Regions from separate parts of the Homo sapiens genome. Here regions 1, 2, 4 and 5 are each linked to region 3. Evidence: chromatin loops called from intact Hi-C (ENCODE). Cell type or tissue: dorsolateral prefrontal cortex. All regions are shown on one strand. Region 1 has its middle 28 kb from the start of BOLA3. Region 2 overlaps TET3 (tet methylcytosine dioxygenase 3). Region 3 overlaps TET3 (tet methylcytosine dioxygenase 3). Region 4 overlaps TET3 (tet methylcytosine dioxygenase 3). Region 5 overlaps TET3 (tet methylcytosine dioxygenase 3).

The links. A loop is a pair of places that touch in the nucleus more often than their neighbours do. Peaks named below come from ENCODE experiments on the same cell type or tissue, not always from the same donor. Only the 100,000 strongest peaks of a DNase experiment are listed, where the experiment ranks them.
Region 1: a loop joins it to region 3, with 3 times the contacts of the local background. A loop is called at or near these places in 7 of 110 quality-filtered maps.
Region 2: it touches region 3 in a loop (2.8-fold over the local background); 11 of 110 quality-filtered maps call a loop at or near these places.
Region 4: a loop joins it to region 3, with 2.3 times the contacts of the local background. A loop is called at or near these places in 6 of 110 quality-filtered maps.
Region 5: a loop joins it to region 3, with 2.4 times the contacts of the local background. A loop is called at or near these places in 8 of 110 quality-filtered maps.

What each region holds. Positions count from the first base shown.
Region 1 is chr2:74,117,992-74,121,991 of GRCh38, forward strand. It overlaps a transcript of TET3 not described here and the pseudogene FNBP1P1. Among named protein-coding and RNA genes, the nearest start is that of BOLA3, 28 kb to the right of the region's middle. RefSeq lists an enhancer at 2,279-2,638. In dorsolateral prefrontal cortex, CTCF peaks have their summits at 2,349 (motif pointing right) and 2,552; DNase peaks (open chromatin) are centred at 2,310 and 2,590; H3K4me3 peaks cover 1,390 bases; H3K27ac peaks cover 955 bases.
Region 2 is chr2:74,090,685-74,094,684 of GRCh38, forward strand. TET3 (tet methylcytosine dioxygenase 3) reads left to right here. Exons shown (of 12, transcript NM_001287491.2): 9 at 2,218-2,307; 10 at 2,845-2,982. Among named protein-coding and RNA genes, the nearest start is that of BOLA3, 55 kb to the right of the region's middle. In dorsolateral prefrontal cortex, no CTCF peak of the experiment used is centred here; a DNase peak (open chromatin) is centred at 1,784; H3K27ac peaks cover 4,000 bases.
Region 3 is chr2:74,001,021-74,005,020 of GRCh38, forward strand. TET3 (tet methylcytosine dioxygenase 3) reads left to right here. Exons shown (of 12, transcript NM_001287491.2): 3 at 2,090-2,146. Among named protein-coding and RNA genes, the nearest start is that of TET3, 18 kb to the left of the region's middle. RefSeq lists a silencer at 1,325-1,864 and enhancers at 2,665-3,181, 3,182-3,697. In dorsolateral prefrontal cortex, a CTCF peak has its summit at 1,624; DNase peaks (open chromatin) are centred at 1,631, 2,291 and 2,721; H3K4me3 peaks cover 3,355 bases; H3K27ac peaks cover 4,000 bases.
Region 4 is chr2:74,050,506-74,054,505 of GRCh38, forward strand. The region is part of intron 4 of TET3 (tet methylcytosine dioxygenase 3); the gene reads left to right. Among named protein-coding and RNA genes, the nearest start is that of TET3, 68 kb to the left of the region's middle. RefSeq lists enhancers at 1,199-1,700, 1,701-2,200. In dorsolateral prefrontal cortex, no CTCF peak of the experiment used is centred here; no DNase peak of the experiment used is centred here; H3K4me3 peaks cover 800 bases; H3K27ac peaks cover 3,084 bases.
Region 5 is chr2:74,103,253-74,107,252 of GRCh38, forward strand. TET3 (tet methylcytosine dioxygenase 3) reads left to right here. Exons shown (of 12, transcript NM_001287491.2): 12 at 1-4,000. Among named protein-coding and RNA genes, the nearest start is that of BOLA3, 43 kb to the right of the region's middle. In dorsolateral prefrontal cortex, a CTCF peak has its summit at 1,803; no DNase peak of the experiment used is centred here.

The sequences.
Region 1 (4,000 bases), 120 kb after region 3:
CCTCAGTCTCCCAAAGTGCTGGGATTACAGGCATGAGCCACTGCACCCGACCCACAAATCTATTATAAAAAATTAAAATTGATAAAAACCAAGTACCTGCTTTAAACACCTGTGACGCTAATCATCTCCACGAGAGCAGATACTATCACCAGTAAATTGCATACTATAGTAAAAAGTGATCTCTTGTGGTTTTCACGTGTCTTTCATTGTGTTTAGCACAACGCTGTAAATCTTGAATAACACCATGGCACCCACACGTAGTGCCTCTAGTAATGGTGGAAGTGCTCCCGAGAAGCAAAGTCAAGTCATGACATTACAAGAACAAGTTGAATTGCTTGATATGTACCATGGATTGAGGTCTGCAGCTGCAGTTGCCCACCATTTCAGACAGACGATTCATCTTAAAAAGACAATTGAAACTTACAGTATCAGTAAGCACAGTACGGTACTGTAAATGTATTTTCATTACGATTTTCTTAATATTTTCTTTTCTCTGGCTTACTTTATTGTAAGAATACAGTATATAATACATATAACATACAAAATAACTATATTATCAGTAAGGCTTCTGGTCAACAGTAGCCTATTAGTAAAGTTTTTGGGGAGTCAAAATGTATATGTGGGTTAGTCAGAATGCTTAACTGACATTGTTCAAAAGTCACATTGTATTTGCTTTTCTCTCTGAATACACATACACACACACATATATTTACATTTACATATATATAAACATATATATAACACATATATATGAACCATTTGGGAATTTGTTGCAGACATCAAGACACTTCTCCTGTAAATACTTTTGTCTGTATGTCCTAAGAACAGTCATTCTCCTTCATAACTACATAAAATTATTGCACCCAGGAAACTGATATATTATCTAATATTGAGTTCATATTCAAATTTATCCAACTTTTGCAATAATGTCTCTTATAATTGTGTTTTCCTCCTAAACCAAGACTCAAACCAAGATCCAGTCCAGAATCACACCATGCATGTAAGTTGTAGTTTCTTGACCCTTCTTTGATCTGCAGACTGCTGCCCTATCACTTTGTTCTTTCACAATATTGCCAACTTTTGGCTGGGTGCGGTGGCTCACGCCTGTAATCCCAGCACTTTGGGAGGCTGAGGCGGGATCACTTGAGGTCAGGAGTTTGAGACCACCCTGGCCAACATAGTGAAACCCTGGCTCTACTAAAAATCCAAAAATTAGCTGGGTATGGTGTCACGTGCCTGTAATCCCAGATACTTCGGAGGCTGAGGCAGGAGAATTGCTTGAACCGGGGAGGCGGAGGTTGCAGTGAGCCGAGATCGCACCACTGCACTTCAGCCTGGGAGACAGAGTGAGACTCTATCTCAAAAAAAAAAAAAAAAAAGATATTGCCATCTTTTAAGAACTCAAGTCAATTGCTTTGCAGAATGTTCCTCAATTTTGATTTGTCTGATTGTTTCTTCATTAATCAGGTTGAGCCTATTAGAAATACTACCCAGATGATGTGTGTTCTTCCTGTTCCTCACACCAGGAGGCACACAGTCTCAGTTTGTCCTATTACTGGAAATGCTAAGTTTGACTTTTGGCTAAGGCAATGTCCAGCAAATGTCTCCATTGCCTGAAAAATTTCCCCTTTATAATTAATAAGTAATCCAGGAGGTGTTACTTTAAGACTGTGTGAATAACCTATTCCCAGTCTTTCACCTAATAGTTTCAGCTTCCACTGGTGATTCTTGGCTGAATCAATTATTACCACGATTGCTGCAAAATGGTGGATTTCCAATTTTATAATTCCTATATTTATTGGTTGTCATTCTACTGTTTTGAAAAAGCATCTTTACTTCTCTCTCCTTTTATATTAATATTAGTGTAGTAGTTGTGGTAATATGAACCCATGGATTCTTTTTAATTGAATGTTTTAAATACTTGTCAAATTATACAAAATTCAACCAACGGCAGCCCCTTCAAACTTATTCCTGTGGCCTTTTGACATTCCTTGGGTGCTTCTGTTTTCTGTTACAGGCCTGAGGTGTCAGCAGGAAAGACGTACTAGTGGCCCCTGAAGCCCTGTTACCTCGGGCCTCTAGGACTTTCGATAGGCCGCCTCCCTTCTCTTAAGAGCCCACAGGTTGGACCTCCAGGTTCTTCCCTGGGTGCTCCCGGAAGGACGCTGCTTCGGGCTCCTCCCGGGGGAACTCCATTCTAGGCGCCCGGCTCCCGGCTCCCCCGCCCGCCCAACCCCGGAGCGCTCCATTCTCCTTGCCAGGCTGCAAACTCCGCCTCCGGTCGCTCTGGCCGACGGCCTCCACGGCGGCAGGGGGCGACCTCTCGGCAAGACTTTCCGCCGGGGTCCCAGCCCGGCAGGAGCTTCCGGAGAGATGGCGGGCGACGTCCGTACCTCTCCGTCTTTCCCTCCTGGGCTGGTGCCGTGGCTACGCCCCGGCCGCTCCACACACCTACCCGGGGGGAACGTGTGCCTGGGCCGCTGGAGTCGCGAATGGCCGGTTATTCACACGTTCAAGTACCCAAGGCAGGCGGCCCTGCAGGCGTCGTCGCGGGTTCTTCCGGCCATCTTGTTGAGGAGGGACCGGAAGGAGGAGCGGCTGAGGAGCCCAAGGAGCGGGGCGGCGGCCACTAGGAGCTCAGGAGGCAAGGGCGTGGCCGAGTGGGACCCACTTGCCTGCCTGGACCCAGAACTCTGGGATCAGTTTGACAACTTAGAAAATCGATAGTCTTGAGAAATTCATCATATCTGCCAAGGAAAGGACTGAGATTGAACTCAGCTATACAAAACAACTCAGGAATCTTTTAAAGACATGCCAACCTAAAAGGAACTGGAAGGAGAAAGAATACATTACGTAAAACTCTCCTTCCCTCCCTGTGAACAAAATGAGTGATCACGCTAGGCAGCATTAAGTTATCTTCTTTGAGGTCTTGAACTTTCAGATCACCGTGGAGTTACAAGGGCATGTTCAAAACCAAAAGCAGGAGAGGAAATCTCACTTTCATGATGCCCAGAAGGCACAACCACCGACAGAGACTTGATGGAAGCAACTTGAGGCAAGTAAAAGACAATTGAGATTATAAAAAGGCTGCTGAGCACATCAGTATTTTGAGAAAATGCCATATGTTTTAAAAACACGTTTTTAAAAGTCGATGTTGAAAAAGGCACACCACCAAGCTGCGAAAACATCACCAATGGCAGAAGACGGCAGACTACTCAATGAGAATTGAATTACTCATCAATTCAAGAAATTTGACACTGAGCTGCAGGAATTTTACCATCCTAATAGTTCCAACAACTTCCAGAAAATACAAGAGATAGAGGGAAAGAGGATAGTGAGAATGAGAGAATCAGTGAAGACATATGTAGCGATTGGGCAACAGGTGATAGCAATCAATAGGAGATGCTTGGAGAGAATAGTAAAGGCAACTGAATCAATGATCAGAAAAATGTCACAGCTGGTAATAAAAACTTTCAAGTCAGAGTGTGAGCCTCCTGGAGACATCTGAGGACTACACTCTGCCAATAAGGTGCTTGATAATAGTCTTTCAGATTTCTGAGGAGAAGGCAAACCAGGGTCAGCTGTGGTGGCAAATTGAAAGGAAACTTCTGGCTGTTCATAAAAATGTATAAATAAAGCTCCAAAGCAGCAAAAGGAACTGATTGGTTTAATGAGCTCGTTATCAAACCCAATATTGGCTGCTTCAAAAGTCTATAATGTAGGCTGGGCACAGTGGTTCACACCAGTAATCATCCCAGCATATTGGGAGTCTGAGGCAGGTGGATCAGTCGAGGTCAGGAGTTTCAGACCAGCCTGGACAACATGGTGAAACCCCATCTCTACCAAAAATACAAAAATTAACCAGATGTGGTGGTGCACACCTGTAATCCCAGCTACTTGGGAGGCTGAGATGGGAGAATCGCTTGGACCTGGGAGGTGGAGGTTGCAGTAAGCTGAGATCATGCCACTGCACTCCAACCTGGGTGACAGAGTGAGACTC
Region 2 (4,000 bases), 90 kb after region 3:
GCCCTCAGGCTGTGGGGGCCGGAGCATCTGCTCAGGCCGCCTCCCCTCTGTTGTTTGTCCTCTGATGCCTGCATGGCAAAGGCCCTCCTGAGAGGCGGTCTCCACTCAGCTCCAAATGCAAGGAAGGCACAAGCCTATCCAGGTTGTCTGCCATTTTACCTTCCTTCTGCCTGGGCTCCTGAGCGGGTGGAGTGCTGGCTTCCTTTGCTAGGATACAGACAAATATCCAAATACGTGAACTCAAGTTGCAACCTTCCAAATCTCTCCAAGCTCCTAGTACCAGAAGGGCTTCCCACTTCCCGTGGTGCAGGGACACCCTCTCTACACCAAAGCCTATGTCACCTTCTGTGCTCTGACTGCCAAGCTTGGGTCCTCATAAGAAAAAGGAAGCATTTTCAAATTCAGAACTCTTTGTTTACCCCAGACCTGGCTTTTAGACTTAAATAGTCTAATAGACCTGTATGCAAATAGTCTAATTTGTTATTAGATTTTTATTTACGGTAAGATTCACCCTCCCTTACAAGCAGCAGATGTGGTTGCTTCAATGAATGGAGCCCTGGGGCTACCAGGACCTAAGAACTACTAGGAATGGAAAGACATTGGCTTAATTTCTCTCAAATTCTTTCCCTGTTCTACCAACTGCCACTTCCTGTGCTCTTACGATGTGCTAAGCACTTTGCCAAGCCCCTCATAGGTTTCTCAGATGATTTCACGACCCCTCCATCCCAGTGATCTAGGCACTGTTACCCCTCACTTTACAGATGAGGCAGATGGCTTCCTTAAGCCCATGTGGCTAGTTCATGGTGAAGGCAGGTTTGAAACTCAGGCCTGTGTGTCCCTAGAGCTCACAAGCCTCACCCCCTGCTGTGCTGGTGGCAGCATCTGGACATCAGGCAGGGAGGTGGCCTGGCATCACTGGCCCAGGCTGGCCTGGTCAAGAGTGGCTGGCAGCCCTGGCGACCCCACTGGATGTACAGCTGAGCTGTGGGTCTCCACCTTCCATTTCTCATTCTGTGTGCTTGGTTCTTTTTCTCTTTCCTCTCTTCCTGCTTTCTTCTTCATAAACCCTTTGTGCCTGTGCTCGTGGTGTCCTAGGAGCCCTTCAAGCCCTGCTTGTTTTCGGAGGGCCAGACAGAGGCTGTGGATACCTGGAACTCTCTGCCACATGTCACCAGGGGCTGCTGCTTCACATAGAGCAGTGCTGTCCCACAGTACTTTCTGTGATGTGTGGAAACATTCTCTGCTGTCCATACAGGAGCCACGTGTAGCTGCTGAGTATTTAAAATGGGACTAGTGCAACCAAGGGACTGAATTGCTTTAATTTTTATTAGAATTCAGGCCGGGCATTGTGGCTCACGCCTGTAATCCTAGCACTTTGGGAGGCCAAGGTGGTTGGATCACCTGAGGTCAGGAGTTTGAGACCAGCCTGGCCAACACGGCAAAACCCCATCTCTACTAAAAATATAAAAGAAATTAGCCGGCTGTGGGCACCTCTAATCCCAGCTACTCAGGAGGCTGAGGCAGGAGAATTGCTTGAACCCAGGAGATGGAGGTTGCAGTGAGCCAAGATAATGCCACTGCACCCCAGCCTGGGTGACAGAGTGAGCCTCTGTCTCAAAGAAAAAAAAAAATTAGAATTCATCTGTATTTCTGTAGCTTCATGTGGTTTGTGAATAACATTACGTAGTACGAGTCTAGCAGCTGGAGCTTTGAAGTCTGTCTGTATTCCTGGCTTATGACAGGCTCTGGGCTGGGCTGGGCTGGGCTGGGCTGGCTGTGGAATTTCTAGCATGGATCCTGCCTGCCTTTCTCTTCCTGTCTGTAGCCTGGGAGGAAAGATCCACAGTTGTTGCTCTTGGCTTTTTCAGTCCCACTGTGCCGCACCTCTGACCTACGGTGTTCAGCACTCGAAAGCAAGAAACGTTTGATATGTTCTGGGCTGAACTGGGCGGGAGCCTGAAGGAGCAGTAGTTTAGCAGTCAGGATGACTAGACCTTCAGGCCGTGGCTTCCACAGCTTTTCCTGGGAGCCTCAGTGTCCCCAGCTGTGAAGTGGACACAGCACCACAGCCCTCCTGAAGGAAAGGCCAGAAAGACACCTGATAACACCTCCCTCCCAGCCTCCCCCACGATGCTTCAGGAATGCCAGTCCACTTCCAGGGTGCAGGGTCTGCCAGGCGGGGCTGCTCTGGATGTGTGACTGCCCCTCTCTCTGCAGGAAGAAGTGCTCCGGAAGAGTTTCCAGGACCTGGCCACCGAAGTCGCTCCCCTGTACAAGCGACTGGCCCCTCAGGCCTATCAGAACCAGGTAACGGGCCCTGGGCCTTTTGCTGCCCACATGTCACCGTCCACATCTCTGCTCAGGCTCTGAAGGTGGGAAGTGGGAGAGTGGGCTCTTTTACTCTCTTATGGGAAGAGCCTAGTCCAGAAGTAAAGCGATATGATGTGGTTCTTTGATAAAAACCCCTTTTTTACACCAGGCTACCTGCATCCCACACCGTCCCTCTTCTATCCTGGTCTTCTCCCTTCCCCTGGTAACCCATCCACCTCCTCTGGTCTGGTATCCACTGGTGAGGCCCGAGTTTCTCTCACCTGTCACCCTTGTATCTCCTAGACAAGGCAAGGGGACTTGGGATAACCCAGAAGGAAGTAATTCCTACAGGAGACTGAAAGTAACTTTTTTGTAGCTGGGGCCTCTCAGCCAGAAAACCTCCCTCCTGCAGTCGAAGGGCAAGGTGACTATCATCCTTAACATCCCTCCTTCCAAGACCTGGCCTCCCCAGGTGCAGAATCGGGGCCACTCACCTCAGGTCATGTGAGCACCTCTCCTTGGCTGTCTACACAGGTGACCAACGAGGAAATAGCGATTGACTGCCGTCTGGGGCTGAAGGAAGGACGGCCCTTCGCGGGGGTCACGGCCTGCATGGACTTCTGTGCCCACGCCCACAAGGACCAGCATAACCTCTACAATGGGTGCACCGTGGTAAGCCTGTGCCCTGTCATAGCCCCACCTGTGGGGCAACTGTGGGAGGGAGTCCACCGTGGTCTTTTCAGAAAGGCAGGCTGAGGGTAGGGAGGGACCTGGAGACAGGATCCTCAGAACTCTGGAAGGTTCCCTGCAAGACGGCCTGCCTTCGCCCACCTCCCAGAGAAAACCTCACCAGAAAACCCTTGAACAGACAAGGCTGGCTTTGTGTCTGTGTCTTAGGGGGATGCTGCAGGATGTAGCCCCTCAAGCACCTGGAGTGCCCAGTTATCTAAAGCGTGGGCCCCGGTCTCTGTGGACACTTGGATTTAAATGCAAACAAACCCTTGATTCATTCTTTGGACAAATGTGTATTGAGTACCAGCTGTGCCCAGGCACTGCTCTGCATGCTGCGGGATGAAACGGACAAAGTTCCTGCCCAAGTATGTGTGGGAATGTCCTGTAGCAATGAAGGCCAAGAGGGAAAAATGAAGTAGGGTGAGGGATAAAGCAACAGGAGATGCTGTTTTAGATGAGAGGCTGCTCTGAGGAGGGGACGTTTAAGTTGAGATGTGAATGGCGCAAGAGAGTGAGAGAGCCACTATCTGGGGGTAGAGTGCTCCAGGCAGAGGGACCAGCGTGTGTGCAGGCTCCGAGCGGGGAGCAGGCTGGGTGTGTGTTCAGGGAACAACAGGAAGGGAGTAACTTACTGCAAGGGGCAGGGAGAGTGGGATTGGAGAGGCCTGCAGGGACCAGCTCACAGGGAGCCTTGAGGGCCAGGGGAGGGTTGCGGGGTTTGCTCTAAGTGTGATGGGAAGCTGTTGAGGGCTTCTCAGCTGGGCAGCAGTAAGTTTGCATTGTAAAGTTAGACGCACTCCTGCTGCTGCAGTTAGAGAATGAGGTGTGTGATGGTGGGGGCAGAGTGAGGTGAACGGGAGGGAATAAGAGGAAGGAGGCGAAGGAGGAGGCTGGGGCAGCCATCCAGGCCAGAGGGGACACGGCTTGGGCAGGAGTGGGGGGAGGTGCTGATGGGACA
Region 3 (4,000 bases):
ACTCCACTTGGCCTGGTCATTGTCAAAGTTGAGGGGCACAGAAACCCATTGTTCCACCTGAGCTGTGCTTAGGACACTGTTCCTTGTCATGCTTTGCCACCTGCCTCCCTCCCTGCCCTGTGTTCCCAGGGGGAGGCAGGTATGGGCCCTGATGCCTCCTGGAGTCTCCTCACTGGAGGCCAGCTTTGCTGTCTTTCCAAAGGCCGCTCATCCTGTTCTGAGTACCCCCTTTGGGCCCCCGGGGAGGGGACAGCAATTAGGCATCTGTGGTGTAGTGGGTAGGAGAGCGAATCACTGGGTCAGGGGCTCTCAAACATCCTAATTAATCCTGTGAGTCACTTCTCCCTGGCCTCAGCTTATTCATCTGTGAGAATGAGAAGGAGCACCCAGTGAGCTCTTCCAGAAATTGATTCACCTGCAGTGAATCCTCACAACTGGATGAGGTAGCTGCTATTTGTAGTTCAGTTTTATAAGATGAGCAAAGAGAGGCTACGAGAGGTAAGTTACAACCAGCTAGGTAGTGATGGAGCCTGGAGTTTGTGGGTACCAAAGTGTGTGGAAGTCGCTTCCTGGGAGGTAGAAGCTCTGGGGTGCTCAGCTACAGGGAGGGATTGGGGTAGGGAACGATGTGCCCTGGGTGGCCCAGGAAGTAAATCTAGGAGTGGATTGCAGGGTCTGCCTCTCCCCTCTCTGTTCTTTCTCATCCTGCCCTCCTTTCAGTCTTCTGATGCAGCTTTCAAAGGCTGAGTCTGGAAACTGGAAGACCGGAGCTCTTGGGGTCTGGGCTACCTCCCCTCCTCTGCCTTTCCAGGAGATGGGAAGCCCTGAGGTCTGGGGACCCTTGGGGTCTTGGGGGTTACCTCCTGTAGCCTAAGAGTGGAGAACCCATTGTGGGGTGTTGGTGGGGAGGCTGTCTTGGATGGGTATGTTCTGGCGGGGCTGGGGGGTGATCCTAGAGTGAGGTGTGGGTGTTTGTGTGTGTGGAGGAGGGCAGGGTTGACACAGGAGGTGTGGGCTCCGAGGAGCCTGTTTTCTGAGGTGGGCGCTGGAGCAGGGAGGAGCAGAGAGCTTGCATAGCTGTTAAGAGTATGGTCTTCAGAGCCGACAGACCTGGCTCAGAGTCCCGGCTCTGCTGTTTCCTAGCCGCATCACCTTGGGTAAGTTGTTTCACTTATTTTATCACCTCATTTGCAGAATGGAGTAAAGGTTCGTGCTGCCTGGGCTTTTTCTTCTTTTTTGAGGATGAAGGGGCTATTGCACCTCATGCCCTTGTGACAGGGCCCGGTGCCGTCCCAGCTGCTGCCAGGATGATGCTGGGGTTAGAGAGTGGCGAAGCGGGAATCCCCCCCCACCCCCCCGGCGTCTGCTCCGCTCCGCTCCACCCGGAGGCGCAGTCTGTCATCTTTGATCCTGGAGGCGCAGAGGACGCCTTCTGGGTATTACCTTCGGGGTCCCCGCGGGAGGAGGCCGGGGGTGCCCTGGGATGCCCCAGCCTGCCGGGGAGCGGCACGGCGGGCCTGGGAAGCAGCCAGCGCGGCTCAGCAGCACCCTCGGCTGCGCCCCCGCCTCCCGGCTGGGCAGGTCCACCAGGCGGGGGCAGGGCCGGCCGCGGGGATTGGCTGGCGAGCGCGCCGCCCCCTCGCACACCAGCCCCGCGGCGGGGAGGGGAGCGCAGCCGGCAGCTGGCCGCCGCCTCCTCTGCAGTGCCTCCCTCCGTGCGCTCCCTCCGGCGGGGATAATGGGAGGCCCGCCGGCCGATGCACCAGAGGAGGCCGGCCGAGGTAGAGCGCGCGGGGCCGGGGATGGCCGGGCGGACGCGGGCCGGGGGTCGCCGTCCTCTCGGATCTCGGGGGGATTCTCAGAGGAGAAATGAAAACAAAAACACACTGGAAGGCGGGGGAGCCTGTCTGCCGTGATCCAGGCGGCAGCTGGAGGCAGGAAGATGGTCCCAGATAGCCTTTCTTTCCCAGGCTGTATCCCCTCCCGTTCGCCTTCTTCCCCTCCGGCCGGGCTGGGGGCTGTAGCAGGAGGACTTTGCTGCCTTCCTGGTACCCGCCTGGCTCACACGTTCCTCTGGCTTCTTTTGCAGGTGGAAATAAAGGCTGGTGAAGGAGCCGGGCCGTGGGGACAAGGAGCGGCTGTCAAGGTACCTTGTGTGTGTGCGTGCGTGTGTGTGCGTGTGTGTGGTGGCGGTGAAGTGTTTGACCGGATTGGATAAAAATAAAGGGTCTCCTCTGGTGATCCCTTAATCTCCCACTGTGTGTGTAGCAGCAGCTGAGGGGGAGGGGCGGCGGGGGTGTGGGCGGCCAATGAATTCTCAGGCCTGTGTGGGTTTTGTTTGGATTCTTTTTGCTTTCTCAGCTGGATGGTTTTGGGTGCAGTTGGGGCTTGGTTTGTTGAACTGTTTTTTTTTTTTTTTTCTTTTTAAGACATGCAACCCACTCCCCACCCCTGCCTCTGGAAATCTCTCGAGAATGTCCCTGGCACTGTTGGTTTGCATCCAATCTGCAGAAATCCCGGGGGGGACGGTGTGCGGGGAGGGGGGGTGGGGGGGCGTAAGAGGGAGGGAGAATTGCGCTCCTGAGTCTGAAGCTGATAGGATGTCATTAGTCATGCTGCTGTCACCATGGAGATGGCTGGAGAGGAGAGGAGGTGGTGGGGGTGAGGATATTTTGGGTAGGGTGGGGGCTGATGCAACATCATGACTGGGAATCCGGCGGGCGTCTGCTGTTACTCTGTGTGACTTGGTGTCTAGGGGACTGGGAAGAGAGTGTTCCCAGGTGCGTGGGAAGCAGAGAAGGGGGCACTGAGCTTCTCCTTGTGGTTGTCTGGGGGGCGGGGAGCTGGGGTGTTTGAGACAGGGGAGGGGAGAGTCCAGTAGAGTATCAGCCATTACTAGGAAACCACAGATATTCCTCCCACGTTGGCATGGACCCGATCAGTAGGTTTCCTTGAGCTTGTCCCCCTTTTCAGGGCTAAGGAGCCACTGTGAGTTTGGGATTACTCAGCAGTATCCTCTGCTGGCCCAGGGCGGAGAAAACAGATTGGGAGGTGGCTCTGTGTGGCTGCCTCTGAAGTCCAAGAGCAGAGAGGCTGGAAGGGAGCATGGGGCAGGTGGGCAGGGTCAGGGCTCATGGAACTCTTCCTAGCGGAGAGGAAGCGCGTTCCTGCCCCTGCCTCAGCCCACCTGCCCCCTCAGCCGCTGGAGTCTTCAGGGAGCTGGGGATCTTGGTTGCTTGGGTAGCAGGTGGGTGAGCTGCAAGTGTCCCCAGATACCCTTAGTTTCCTCCCTGGAAATTCTCTTCCCGCCCCCTGGGAAAGCTGTGGGAAGCTCCATGGAGGTGCTGGAAGTGGCATCCTGCCACCTTACTGACTGGATATGGATGCTGGTAGGGAGGGGCTCTGCTTCCCACGTGGGGGATAGGGACTTCTAGGTGAGGCTGCAGGGTGTATCAGGAGGCCTAGATAGTTCCCTGGCTTTGTCCCAAGGAACTTGAGGCAAGTAAGTGCTTGGGGAAGGGTGTGAATTTTGCTTCTGGAGCAGCTTCTGGGAAGGAGAAGAGCCAGGGGGCATCGGCTTCCCCGTCTAGCGGGTGTGCTTTAGTGAGACTGGGAGTAGTGGATGATCACCTGGGATGAGGCGGTGGGAGGCTGGGAGGTGACAGAGGGCAGTTGATACGGGCGATACTGTGGGTGGGGAGGAGAGAGCTGAGCTCACCTCAAGTTGGCTCTCACTACACACTCTTTTCTACAGCCTTCTCTGGAGCAGAACCCCCAGGTTCCACCTCTGCTTCCTCCCCTCGCCTCCCGCTGCTGGCTGGAGGAGTTGTAATCACCTCATGTGCTGTTGGAGGGGTGTGGGCACAGAGATCGTAGAGTAGATCTGCTCTGTCTCCCAGCCTGGGGAAAGCAGGCCAACGGGATGAGGACAGATGGACTCAGGGAGGGGGCAGGCCCCTCTCTCCTCTGTATCTCCAGCCTTGTCAGCCTAGAGCTTCCC
Region 4 (4,000 bases), 49 kb after region 3:
AGGATAAAATTAAGAGAAATGGTTCATCACTGAAGGACTTTGCGGTTTCCTTTTTTTATTTTTAGGCAGGGTCTCACTCTGTTGCGGGGGCTGGAATGCAGTGGCATGATCTCTGCTCACTGTAGCCTCCACTTCCTGGGCTCAAGCAATCCTCCCACCTCAGTCTCCCGAGTAGCTGGAATTACAGGCGCATGCCACCATACTTGGCTAATTTTTAAAAATTTTTTGTGGAGACGAGGTCTCACTATATTGCCCAGGCTTGTCTCAAACTCCTGGGCTCAAGCGATCCTGTCATCTCAGCCTCCCAAAGTGCTGGGATTATAGTCGTGAACCACTGCACCCAGCCTATGGTTTACTTAAGGAAAAAAAAAAACAACAATAAAATATTTAGTTACCCACTCAGCCAGTGTGTGCTGAGTGCCTTTTACCTCCGAGGCCCATGCTGTTGTATGGAAGTGGCTATATCGCAGGGGTACCCTGTAGCACAGACTTAGTTGTCATCATGGGAGATCATGTTTTATCTGGGAAACTCTTGTTTAGAGCTGGGTTTTGAAAACTGTGGTGAACACAGATGGGGAGAGGCAGAAAGGCTTTCCAGACTGAGTAGTGCATAAGCACAGTCTTGGGGCAGAAGGAGCAAGCTTGCAGGATGGGATGTTGCAAGGGTGACCTGAAACCTCTGTTCTCCTGCATTCCTCGGATGAGGAGCCTCCACCAGAGAGGATACATGTTCGCTTGTAGGCAGTGAGCAAAAATGCAGGCATCTGTCAGCATCAGAGAAACCAGACCTCCAGGAACTGGGAGCTAACAACACTTTGTATTATTAAATTAGAGGAAAATACTTAGGTAAAAACAGCAGAAACAAATTTGAACAATCATCTCAGTTGAGTTTTAGAAAATGGAAAAAAGACTAGAAGAAAATATATGAACAGTGGATTGTCTGTATGGTCGGAGTATGGATGACCTTTCCCTCATGTGTTTTCTGAATTTTCTACAATGAAATTTGTGTTGTATAACCCAGAAATATTTGTGAAAGTGCATGCTAGCAGTAGCATGGAAGGTGGATTGGTGAAGGGTGATAACCCTGTGGTAGGAGACCCGTTAGGAAGCTTTTGAGAGTAAAAGTGTTTATGAAGCACCTGCTCTGGTCTAGGCACCCTGCCAAGTACTTAATAGTCACCACCTCACTTAATCCTCATAGCAGCTCTATGAGGTAAATACTGTCAGTGGCTCCATTTTAGCCATGAGGAAACAGATTAAGTAATTTACCAAGGTCATACAAACTAGTGAAAGTGAGATTTGAACCTAGGCAGTTGGACTCTTAACCACCATGTCATATTGTGATTGAAATTGGTCAGTTGGGAAACAAGTCCTCACTAAAACAATGGTAGTAGAATGAAGAGAACCAACGAAGAGATTTGCTCTGAAACAGCTTCTGGAGGGCCTGAGGTTCATGTTAGGAAAACCCATTCTGTTTTCCAGAATTGTCTGGCCACATGCTTCTCGCTCTGTTGCCCATGCTGGAGTGCAGTGGCGTGATCTTGGCTCACTGCAACCTCTGCCTCCTGGGTTCAAGCAGTTCTCATGCCTCGACCTCCCGAGTAGCTGGGATTACAGGCACCCACCACCATGCCTGGCTAACTTCTTGTATTTTAGTAGAGACGGGGTTTCACCGTGTTGCCCAGGCTGGTCTCAAACTCCTGAGCTCAGGCAGTCCACCTGCCTCAGCCTCCCAAAGTGCTAGGATTACAGGTATAAGCCACCACGCCTGAACAGGTGCTTCTTCAGTTGGTATGGTAGAATTTGTCTTTGTGAATTCAGGCTCAGAACAAGGCTTAGAAATCAAGGTGCTCACTCTGGGATGACAATGGGAAAATCCCATACTCCAGAAATTCATCCCCTCACCAGTGGTAGGTAGAGAGTTATAGGTTAATATAAGGAAGAATTTTCCATAGAAGTGGGGGTGAAATATGGAGACTCCATGAAGCCATCTAAGAGCTGATAACAGAATATGGGAACAACTTTATAAAAGCATACAAGTTCCTATAGCCAAAAAAAAAAAAAAAAAAAATGGTGGGGGAGGGGCCCGGGCGCTGTGGCTCATGCCTGTAATCCCAGCACTTTGGGAGGCAGAGGCGGGCAGATCATGAGGTCAGGAATTCGAGACCACCCTGGCCAGTATGGTGAAACCCTATCTCTACTAAAAATACAAAAATTAGCTGGGCATGGTGGCGGGTGCCTGTAATTCCAGTTACTCTGGAGGCTGAAGCAGAAGAATCACTTGAACCTGGGAGGCCGAGGTTGCAGTGAGCTGAGATCACGCCACTGCACTCCAGCCTGGGCGAAAGAGCAAGACTCTGTCTCAAAAAACAAAACAAAACAAAAAAACCCTCTATTATTCAAGTTATTTGGTAATTTTGCCAAATAAGCAATTTAGCCAATATGAGCATCACCATGTAACCAAAGTCCCCAACCCCTTTATGTAAAAATGATGGGTTTCTGAAGGTCTGAATGGGACTCATATGGATTTTTTTATCTGAATCTTGAAGTTCTAGAATTAAAGGCACCCCTTAAAGCTTCAAAGAAGTAAACTTATAAGCTATGAAAGGAAATGCCATTCTCTAAAAGATAATATGATGTTTGCAGCTTTGAGAATATTTATCACAAGTTGAATTTCTATGTTGAATTATTGCAAGTGACTTGTGGATGTGGATATTTAAAAATACTCATTGGAGAGTCCCCCCCCAACCATCCTATAACACCATTGTCAGAAACAGGACAAGGAGCTATAGAGACTGTTGTTCCCTTCGCCTTTGTGTATTTTGTCTATTTTCAGTAACAGGGAAATTCCCAAGAGGAGCCAGTTTAGGACGGAGAATGAATGCAAATGACTTTTTAGTGGGAAAAGCATCCTTTGTGCTCATCTAGTCACCATCTTAGAGATGAGGAAGGTATCTGTGTTAGTTTGTAAGCGTTGTCCTGATGTCTCTGGGGAGCAGCCAACAGGAAGCTGCAGAGACTAAACCACAGCAAAAGCAAGAGGTTAGGAGGTGTAGATGCTAGTGGTTGCCTTCATAGAAATATGTTGTATTTTTAATCAGTTGATTGTTCTTCCCTGAAGAAGCCACAGGGAAAATATCTCCTTTGCCTGGAGCATGGTGAAAGTCTGGGTGAGGGAGTGGCATTGTCCAGCGAATGTGGCTGATGGCATGTCCATCAGGGAATTTCAAATGGGACATAGTCCTGAATGGAGGACACAAAGTTATTTGTTTACAGTCGTGTAAAGTCTGTTTTCTACAGTTTTTATTTCTATGAGAATGTATCACACAAACCCCCCACCCCACTGCATTGAGATGAAGAGAAACTTCCTATCTTTTAAATGTTTTTTTGAAACAATGACTATTTGGACACCATATAAAGGATGGGGAATCTGACGGTGAGTAGGAGGGTATCAGAGAAAACTTCCTGCAGGAGAGGATGTCTTACTGAGTTTTAAAGGATAAATAGAAGTTTAATAGAGGAACAGGGAGAAGGGACCTGAAGTTTATGCAGATGAAAGACATGTGGAAAGACACATGAAGATGCGGAAGATGAGAGAACATGGGGAAATACAGGTCATGCGGGTGTGACGGGTGTGGAGGATGAAAGATTGGGAGTGGCTGGAGAGGAGAGTTTCAGGGGAAGAGGGGATGATACCAAAGCCAGAGAAACCAGTTTGTAGGCTCAGATGTAGTTCAGGCAAGAAATAATGGGCCTCTGAACTAGAGTGACCTTGAGTAGAAAGGAGGAGGGGAGGGGGCAGATAAGAGAAAGAATAAGAAAAGAATTAACTGCTCCAGTGACTGGTTGGATGTAGGAGTAAGGGAGGAGGAGTGGTCACAGGTGACTCCTGAGGTTTCAGGCTGGGCGACTGGGTTGATGGTGCTGCCTTTCACCAAGGTTAGAAATACTGGGAGGGCAGCAAGTCTGGGTACCTGGCTTTTGAATGTCTGTGGGACCT
Region 5 (4,000 bases), 100 kb after region 3:
CTGTGCATGGTGCTGTGCGGAGCCTGGTGCTGTAGTGTTGTGCTGGGACTTTCTTGACTCTTGGGCAGGTCACATCCTACAGGAGCTCAGCAGACCAGTGTAACAACAGTTAATGCATCTATCCTGATCCCTGAATTTCCACATTGGACAATGGTGCATGCCTCACACCTGAGCCTGCTTCCTCCATGCTGTCATTGGGTTCGGGGGCCTACACTTAACAATTTTAAAGTGCAAGAGTCAAACATTTTCAACAGGTTGCTATAATTTTCCTCCCTAATTGGTGCCATTTCTCCATTTGATCATTTTCTTTTTTTCCTTTCTCCCCTCTTCATCCACTTTAATATAGCTGTTCTGAAATTCTGGTGCATTCATTCGGTTCTTTGAAATGAGAATGTGGTGCTTAATTTTTGTGACGTTGTCGAGAGAGGTTGGGCCTGATGGGAGCAACACTCATCATCACCAAGTCAAACTTTGTTGGAGTGTTGGTTTTTCTTGTGATATTAGCAGAAATGATCTCATGCTAGCCATGTGGATGTGTGTGTGGTGAATGGGGGGCTTCATCAGGACACACAGAGGGGAATGTGGCCACACGGTGGATGACCACCAAGCCCTGAGATGAACAGGTATTTACTGAGCAGTTGTATTCAGATATGGGTCTTCATGAATCATGTTTAACAATCAGATGACCGCTATAGGCAAGTTCCTGAGCTTCCGGGTGCCTTGAGTAAGAGCTGAGAACCGGCCTGCTGGGTGTTTACTGTATCTGTTTGGAAGCACTGGCGGAGGGTCGTTGTAAGATGTCCTGAGCATTTATGTGGTCTGGTTTTAACTGTAAATAGTGAAAGATTTTTTTAAGCACTTTTGCCTAGATTTAAACAGCAACTTGAAAAAAAAAGTATGTTTTAACATGTAATTGTGGGAGAAATTGTAAATAGTAGCCGAATATTTAATGTGCTTTGTCTATCCTCCACTTTTACCATATTCTGTAAAGTTGCATTTATTTTACAGGACAAAAAAATGAAATATTATTGCTTTTGAAATAAATACCCAAGAGCTTATCAGGACTTAGAATTATTCAGAACTCAGATTTATAGGAAAACCTCTGACCTTCAGTTTGACAAGCTAAAGGAAGCAGAGTCTTTAATGAGCATGCTAATTTTCTAGTTTTGAGGAAAAATTGGGTCCTTTAAATGCTATTTTGCTTATCGCATCAGTACTTTTATGCAGGTCTCATTTGACTCCGTGCTTAGGTAGATGCGGGGGTGCCTTGAAAACTTCATTTTAAATGATCTTAAGCAAGAAATACAATATTTTACGAAACATTTGGAGAATGTGACCGTCTGTATGACCCGTGGAAGCCCCAGGTTGGCTGTTGGTTTGGAAGGTCCCGAGTGTAACCCAGGTGATTCTGATACTTGGCATGTGTGAATCTTCCTGATGTATGTTAAATAAACTCTTCCCCTCATCACCCTTTGGTAGGAAAGCCATTAGATGAAAGGAGAAACCAATACAAGCTAAAAGCATGCGACGTCTGTCCCCCAGCCCAAACAGCCTTGGTTCATCAGTTTCTGCAGTAGGAGATAGGCTGCTGAGAGGTGAGTCAAGAGGCAGTCTCCATTGGATGTCCCCACTCCCCGCAGAATGGCGTTTCCAGAGTTAGGCGGTGTGGTTGCCGTGCTCAAGCCCATGCTGATTTGTACACTACATGTCTAACCTACCTCAAATCTCAGTCATTAAAATTAGCATGCTTTAGACATATATTTAAAAAGTAACTATGCACAGCTCTTTATCCCCCCCTTGCTGCTGAAGCTTTCTTAAAGAGAAAAATCAAATTTTTATTTTTTACTGGCACTATCATTTTTTAAGTCCTAAAGATGATTAACAGACATTTTTATCATGAGAAGAAAAATAAAGCCATTGCAACTAAAGAACCTAACAGCATGACCAAGTTCGAAGAGTCATATTATAGCAACGGAAATCGATGGCGTCTTAGTCATCTCCCCAGTGTGCCCTGTCCACGGACACCATCCACGTGCAGTGCAAACATTTGGTTCCTTTTCTGCTCTGTTTTGTTTTCCCTGCCTGTTGCGTGCAAGGGAAGTGCTTGTAAAGTTCTGTGCTACGAGATTTTTAAAATAAAAATCGCTTCGCAGCAGGTTCTCACAAAATAACTGGTGCTAGCTCAAGAAATCATCATCTGACCATCAGAAATCTTGACTAAAGGTGTTGCATGGATTTGGGGGTCTTTCGGTTTTTGGTTTTGGGTCTGGCTTTTAGCAGGGCCAATGTTTCCCACACCCCGGCTTCATGGGTACTGCTTTGCCTTCTCACCAAGGTGACGATGGTGTGCGTGGAAAGAGATGATACCCCACCGCCCCCTCTTGGTCCTTCCACCAGCCTCTTTTGGGAACAGTAGTTTGCAGAGCAAGGGATTTTTAAAGCGCTAAAGCAAGGAAAGAAGTAGCAGAGCTTAACTGCTTTGTACCACACAGCAGTAGATGTGCAAGGACGGTTGACAATGAGTCGATGATAACCTAATTTCATTGAGAGAAACCCAGCCAGACTTGCTTCTAGAGGTTTAATCACCATGAGATCTCAAACCAAGGCAAAGCTGGTGGAAAACTATATGATATCCCTGACGTGCCTCAACCAGTATCTCTTTCCTTTTGTTACTGAAGTGTGTTTTATGGACTAGGAAGCATTTTTATGAATTGAAATAGTCTAAATAAAATGGTGCTATGGTGTTTTAATGTGACTGTCCCTGATCCTGTCTTGCTGAGGTGCTATCAACGTTCTGAAACCACAACCAACCAAAAACAAGGTGGGCTCCAGTCTCTTGGCTTTTTTTTTTCCCTCCCCTCTTTTGGTGCTGTCTTAGACCCGTTTACCGTGCTATAATCTGCTCTGAGCAGTGTTGTGTTGTGTTGTATTGTTCTTCCCTTGGTGGCCAAACAAAGCAAGTCGAGAAGGCAGCTATCTCCCTTTCTGTGATCGGGAGTGGGCCTGCCTGGCTTGGCAGGTGCTTTTTGGTTCCACACCTGTCTTCTCAGGCTTGATGTGAAAGAAAGGGCGAAGGGTTTTTTGAGTTTTTGTTTTTGAGGAAGGGGAGTTGGGTACTTCTGCCTCTCCTAGCATGATAGGCATTCTCATAGCCAGGGACAGATTTTCTCCTGCAGCCCAGGGTGCTAAGCAGACATCTCTGGGAGTCCCAAGGGCACACCAAGGGAGACCAGATGGATCTCCTTCCTCCCCTGGCACTGGCTGGGACCATGGTGGGCAGGGGCTTCATTCTCTGACCCAGCGTTGCTTCTGCCTCTCATTGGTAACCCCTTATGTTCGGACTAAAGGAAGGAGCTTTCTTTGCTCACTCGATGCCACTGAGGCTGCTTTTTAGTTGGTGCTAACCTAAATTTCTTCTTGGGTCCACAGAAGTTGATGTTTTAAAAACTCACCAGGAAGCTCCATTTTGTGTCATCCACTGTCACAATAATTTTTTTAAATACCTCAAAAACAGGACATCATGACAACTTCAGTAAAGTAGATTCCATGAGGGTCTGATACCTGCAGGTTGTCCGTCTGATGACATACTTGACCTTGAAAAATCTGGGGTCATTTTGTTTTTCATTCTTCAGCAGTTAAGATAGCGGAACGCCGAAAGGAAGGAGCGTAGTTGGCTGTATTTCATGTTTAAGTTTTGCTTTTGAATAAAATGTGAATTTCCTATGCCCATCTCATTGAGCTTTCTCAGTCATTGTTGCTGTCATTTGAAATGACTCCCTCAAAACCTAGTTTTATTAGCCAGCTGCCTCTGCTGTAGTACATGGCCAACTTCAACATACCCTGGACCAAAACATTTTTGAGGTGCATACCCCCAACATAAGTTACACAGTCCCACATCCAGGTGCACAGAGTGCGAGTGCACTCCGCGAGTGCGGGGGGAGGGGCGGCCCCCTCTGGTGCTCCCAGCCCTTCCTCCTGCAGAGCTGCAGGCAAGAGCAGA